Linked DNA regions of Homo sapiens: region 2 is linked to region 1. Evidence: chromatin contacts called from ENCODE Hi-C or POLR2A ChIA-PET data. All regions are on one chromosome and are shown on one strand. Each heading gives the region's core, a stretch centred on a gene start or an enhancer-like site at or near the end of the contact. The rest is flanking DNA. Distances are from core to core; before and after follow the strand shown.

Region 1 (2,500 bases), core at 1-2,500:
GTGATCCACCCGCCTCGGCCTCCCAAAGTGCTGGGATTACATGCATGAGCCAAAGCACCCGGACTGGACTGGGCACTTGTGAGGACAGCTTTCTTCATTGCTGGAGGCACACCACCATGGAAGAGATCTAGGTGGGGGACCTAAGTAGTCAGCCTGTTTGATCTTGAGGACACGGGAACCCCCCCCCCACCCCAAGAGATCTGTGAAGTGTCTAGGGCAGAGCCTGGGTGGTGGGTGGGGCATGGAGACCCTACCGGTCCTTGTGTAGTTTCAGAAGCCTCTTCACATCTTCTCTGCCCTTGGGGACCGGGCCGGCCTTATCAAAGGCCTCCTTCAGGAGCTGGCTCTTCTCCAGGCCGAAGACATGACGGGGAGCAGGCCCTGTGGCAGCGGGTGGAGGAGGCAGTGGGAGCGGTGGGGGAACAGGGGTCTGCTGACTCCAGGGAGGGGATGGTAAAGCTGAAAAGTCCAGGGGACTTGGGGGTAGAGGAGGAGATGGAATGCTGCTGGCTTGGGGTACAGGGGTTTTTGGAGGAGAAATTGGTGGTTTTAGGGGAGGAGAGCATGGAGAAGTCATTTTGGGGTCTACAGGAGGTGTTGAGAGGTTCAGAAAGCGGGGAGGGAAGGATCCTCCAACGGAGAACGGTCTCAGGGATGGAGATTTTAAAGGTTTAAGAGCTGAGTTCCAGAATCTGGGGACTGAGCAGTGGGTGTGAAAGGACCAGGGCTAATATTTGAAACCACGGGAGCAGGAATTGCGAGGCTGACTCAAGTCATAAGGCACCTGACGGTTAACAGGGTGGGGTCCTTAAATCCGGAACCGGATCTGTGGTACCGGTTGGGTTACCTCGGGAGTCTTAGGTGGAGAGTTAGTAGGAGTTAACTCATTCTTTGGGGCTGGATGTGGAAACTCATGAGTGAGTTTGGGATATGAAGGCTCAGATCTAGAGTGAGGTGCCTTAAGGATGCGACTTAGGGACCCAGGGCTAAAGATTCGGAGAACTTAGGTTCAGTACCCCCTCACATCCCAGGCCCGAGTTCGGAACCTTTGAGCTGACCTTTGAGTCAGAGGTCAAGAGGTCAAAAAGGACACCTGGCAGGGAAAATGGCCTAGTTGTGGAGAAGGTCCTGGAACCAGAGCAACAAAAAACGTCTGTGGGTTGGAGAAGACTCAGAGATCAGAGGCCGGTGGGCGCCGCGATAACCACTGGAAAAAGGAAAGGAGTCAGGAAGTAAAGTGCACCTCCCACTCCCGGAAAATGGCGGCCCCCGCACACTGCCTTTCCCATATCACGTGGTATTACACGCAACAGTTCCCGCCCATTTTGCGATCACGTGACAGAAAACGCAGCTCTGGCGGGGGTAAGAGGCGGGACTCCAAAAAGGATTGCCTCCGGAAGACACCGCAGCGCGAGACGCGTACAGACTCGTGACCTTCACTGATTGGTCCGTAGACCCGGGCGCCACGGAAGGAGGTGGGCTTTCAGGGAGTGGGGCGGGGTTTTTCTACCTAGGCGGGAACCCAAATATCGTTTTGATTGGCAACAGCTGAGCCCAGAAACGAGACTTGCTCTGATTGGTCAAGCTACTGCGTTTCCGCGCGGCGATTGGCTGGCAGAAAGGCAGAGGCGGGGCCAGGAGAGAAAGCTTTGTGGTTTGGTCTCAGGGAAGTAGCAGGCGCCGGTTGAGAGAACTACGGCCCTGTCGGAAGGTAACCTCCGGTGCAAACGACCATCGGCGGCAGGCGAGCGGTACGCTTGGCGTCCGGGCCTTCCTGGGCCCGTCTGAGGAAACTTGCTGCTCGAGGCCAGGCTGCCTAGGACCTGTCCCTTTTTTCTATACTGGCTCCCACATCCGGGTTTTTTCTCCGGGACGGCCCTTCGGATGCTTGGGCCAATGGGAATCGCCATTTAGGGTGCTCCGCCCACCGGGTCGCGTAGAGCATCCTGGAAGTCGTAGTAAATCTCTCGAGAGTTCTCTCCGCACGCGGGCTGGAGAAGCGGGTCCTACGCACGCTTTGTTGTCGCGCTTTGCCTCCGTCCTTGCCCCTACTCCCGCCTTACCTGACTTCCTTTTCGGAGGAAGATCCTTGAGCAGCCGACGTTGGGACAAAGGATTTGGAGAAACCCAGGGCTAAAGTCACGTTTTTCCTCCTTTAAGACTTACCTCAACACTTCACTCCATGGCAGTTCCCGAGACCCGCCCTAACCACACTATTTATATCAACAACCTCAATGAGAAGATCAAGAAGGATGGTGAGTTCTCGGGATAGTCCGGAGTCCAGACTGTCCCGCACGGGCTGGCCCCTCTTCCGTCCCCTGCACCCGCCTCTCTTTCTAAGTGTTTGTCCAGCCAAACTTCGAGTTAACTCCTTGGCCTTTACACAAACTACTTCCTGTCTTCAACACTCCATTAGTTCATCTTACACTCTGCCCTTTAACGTGGTCACTGCTGCTCATCTTACAAGGTTTGAGGTCACAGGACCCTTCCTCCAGGAAGC
Region 2 (3,001 bases), core at 1-2,500, 2.8 Mb after region 1:
AAGGAAACTCCTTAAATGCTGTTGACTTAGGAGTTCCGCCAGTGCCCCACCTGCCCAGAGCCTCTTGCCCCAGTGCCCCACCTGGGTTTATGGTGCCCCCCTCCCAGAAATATGAGCTCAGGGGTCAGAAACCCAGGTCCTGAGGTCCCTCCTCCCCAAGGACTCAGGATCCCAGGCCCCCAGTCCCCTCTTCCCTTAAGTTTAAGAAGTCCAGGCCACCACCCTCTTGGGGACCCAGCACCCAACTCACGAAGCGCCCGAAGCGGATGGAGTCTCCATCCTCAATGTGTAAGTCAGCCTGGGCCCCACTAAGGCGGGAGATGACAGACTGGCAGCCAGGGAGGAGGGAACGGAGCAGCCCCGAGCCTGTAATGTGGTCCGCGTGGCAGTGGGTATTCACTGGGAGAGAGAGGAGGGACAGGTCCGGAGGGTACAGAAAGGACCTGGGAGTCCCAGCCCAGATCCTTCTCCCTCAGACTCAGGAGTTCTGGGCCCCAGCTTCCCATTCCACTGACGCTGCAGCCCAGCCCCGCTGGGATCCATGAGTTTGGTCCCCGGACTGACCAGCATAGAGCAGCCGCAGCCCCAGCTCCTTGATCAGCTGGGCATCCCGAGGCGCTGTTTCCAGGACTGGGTCGATCAGAACGGCCTCCCGGGACTCTCTGTCACCCAGCAGGTACGTGAAGGTGCAGCTCACAGGCTCGAACATCTGGGAACGGGGGACCCAGGTGAGGGCGCAGAACCGGACTTCCACCCACTGGAGGCCAAGTAGTCCAGACTGACCCTATCCTCTTCCTAAGATCCAGAAGCAGAAACCCCAGCCCACTCTTTCCCCGGGAGTCGGGAGTCCGGAGCCCCACTACCTTCCCCTATCAGAACAAAAGAGTTCCAACTTCCTAACATCCCAAAATCAGGGTCCCCAGCACGTTCTTTCATAGAGGACCCAGGGGTCTGGCCCCAAGCCCAGAGGCCCCCAGACCACTCACCTTTAAAGGACCCAAGAGTCCAGCCCTAAACCTCCACCCCGCTTTCCGCAAGATGCAGGCGTGGGTCCCCCCGGATCTCTCCCTATTAAGAGACCCCGGAGTTCCGTCCTTGCTGCCGCCTAGTGCCCAGCAGTCCCCTCCTAGGTCCAGCCACCCGCACCTGCCGCAGGAGGATGGGGGCTCCAGACCCGCCGCGCTGGCTCAGCTGCCGCCGGGCGACCCTCAGTACAGCCTCCGCCATCGCGCCCACTGCGGGGTCAGGAATGAGCGGAGGCCGAGCGCCTGCAGGAGCCGGGCGCTACGGCACTGACCCCGGGAAGGGCGGGGCGGGGGCGGAGCACGCCTTAAAGGGGCCACGGACGCCTGGGGCAGAGGGCGGGGGACCGCCGAGCGGGACTGGGGCGAGGGCGAGACCGAGGAAAGCCAGAGTGCAATGCCTGGACGCTTTGAGACCCAGAAAAAACAGAGAACAGGGAGACACTCAAAGTGCGAGGGACAGACGCTCAGAGACACACAGACATACTCATGTAGGAACAGAGATAGGGAGAGAAGTAGAAACCCAGGGAGAGGCCCCAGTACACTCATAGCCTCGGGGCCGTTTTTTTTCCTTTTTCTTTTGTTTTATTTTGAGACAGAGTCTCGCTCTGTCACGCAGGCTTGAGTGCAGTGACTCGATCTCAGCTTACTACAGCCTTAAACTCCCGGGTTCAAGCGATCCTCCAACCTCAGCCTCCCGAGTAGCTGGGACTATGGCACGTTGCCACCACACCCGACATTTTATATATATATATTTATATCTATATATATATTTATATACATATATATATATACACACACACACACACATACATGTATATAAAATTTGTTTTTTGCAGAGACGGAGTTCTCACTATGTTGCCCAGGCTGATCTCGAACTCCTGAGCTCAAGCGTTCCTCCCACCTTGTCCTCCCAAAGTGCTGGGATTACAGACGTGAGCCACCGCGTCCCGTGGGGCCGTTTTCTAGCAGGTGGTAGGATAGTCATGGTTAGAAAAAGATGTTCGGTTCCGGGAGGCAGAGGTTGCAGTGAGTAGAGATGACGCCACTGCACTCCAGCCTGGGCGACAGAGGGAGACTCTGTCTCAAAAAAAAAAGATATTCGTTCGGTTCCAGGTCATTAATATCTTGAGGGACTTTTGAGTGGGTGCCTGGTTACCAGAACAACACTTGATCCCATTAAAGTTCATCCAGAAATTGCATAAGCATTTTATCAGGAATGTTTCTCTCTTTCCAGGAAGAAATCTTAAAAAAAAAAAAAAAGATAATTTTGCATTATCTCTTGAATAATCAGATTGGGGATTATTCATCTTCTGTTGGGGTGTGAACCTCTGAAAAGAGCTTGTGTTCATTTACACCAAGGACCTGGGGCTGAAAAACTGTAGTCTCAAGTCATGAGCTGTCAGAAAGTCTGCTCTTTGTAATCGTAGCAGTAGTGAGAATAGGACATCCCACTCTCATCTGGAGGATCTATGTCACTTTGTGACATCAGAGCAGCCTTGATTTCCAGCCTAGGGGCAGAGCTTTTTTTTTTTTTTTTAATTGTTAGAATTTTTTTTGTAGAAACAGGGGTCTTGCTATGTTGCCTAGGCTGGTCTCCAGCTCCTGGCCTCAAATGGTCCTCCCACCTGGGCCTCCCAAAATGCTGGGATTACAGGTATGAACCACTGAGTTATCCTGTCCCACAGCTTCTGAGGAGGGGTTTCCTGCAACAACATTTATCTTAATTCTGGAGTTTCCAGGGAATGGTCCCTGGAGCTATTTTCAGAGCAGCCCCTGTGTGAATGCCTTTACACAGAGAAGGCCTGCTTTTCCTTAAGCCTATCAAATTGCTTCATTAAAATTTTATGTGGCCGGCTGGGCGCGGTGGCTCATGCCTGTAATCCCAGCACTTTGGGAGGCTGAGGCGGGCGGATCACGAGGTCAGGAGTTCAAGACCAGCCTGACCAACATGGTGAAACACCATCTCTACTAAAAAT

What was found. A loop is a pair of places that touch in the nucleus more often than their neighbours do. ChIA-PET counts read pairs that join two places held with the same protein, here RNA polymerase II (POLR2A). Pooled maps may share reads with other maps.
Region 2: a loop to region 1 is called in a pooled map, with 8 times the contacts of the local background. The contact joins the promoter of ETHE1 here to the promoter of ACTMAP in region 1. A Hi-C loop is called at or near these places in 2 of 50 pooled maps. POLR2A ChIA-PET finds 5 or more read pairs at or near these places in 2 of 52 experiments (CD8-positive, alpha-beta T cell and WTC11).

The regions. Positions count from the first base shown.
Region 1 is chr19:40,749,227-40,751,726 of GRCh38, forward strand. It overlaps ACTMAP (actin maturation protease), which reads right to left and starts at 1,251. Exons shown (of 6, transcript NM_198476.5): 1 at 255-1,251. The coding sequence starts at 577. SNRPA (small nuclear ribonucleoprotein polypeptide A) reads left to right here and starts at 1,977. Exons shown (of 6, transcript NM_004596.5): 1 at 1,977-2,255. The coding sequence starts at 2,183. RefSeq lists enhancers at 702-1,327, 1,019-1,258, 1,799-1,868, 1,956-2,500 and silencers at 1,459-1,598, 1,863-2,045.
Region 2 is chr19:43,525,951-43,528,951 of GRCh38, forward strand. It overlaps ETHE1 (ETHE1 persulfide dioxygenase), which reads right to left and starts at 1,251. Exons shown (of 7, transcript NM_014297.5): 1 at 1,147-1,251; 2 at 565-709; 3 at 251-399. The coding sequence starts at 1,227. RefSeq lists enhancers at 1-402, 403-907, 423-602 and a silencer at 1,213-1,402.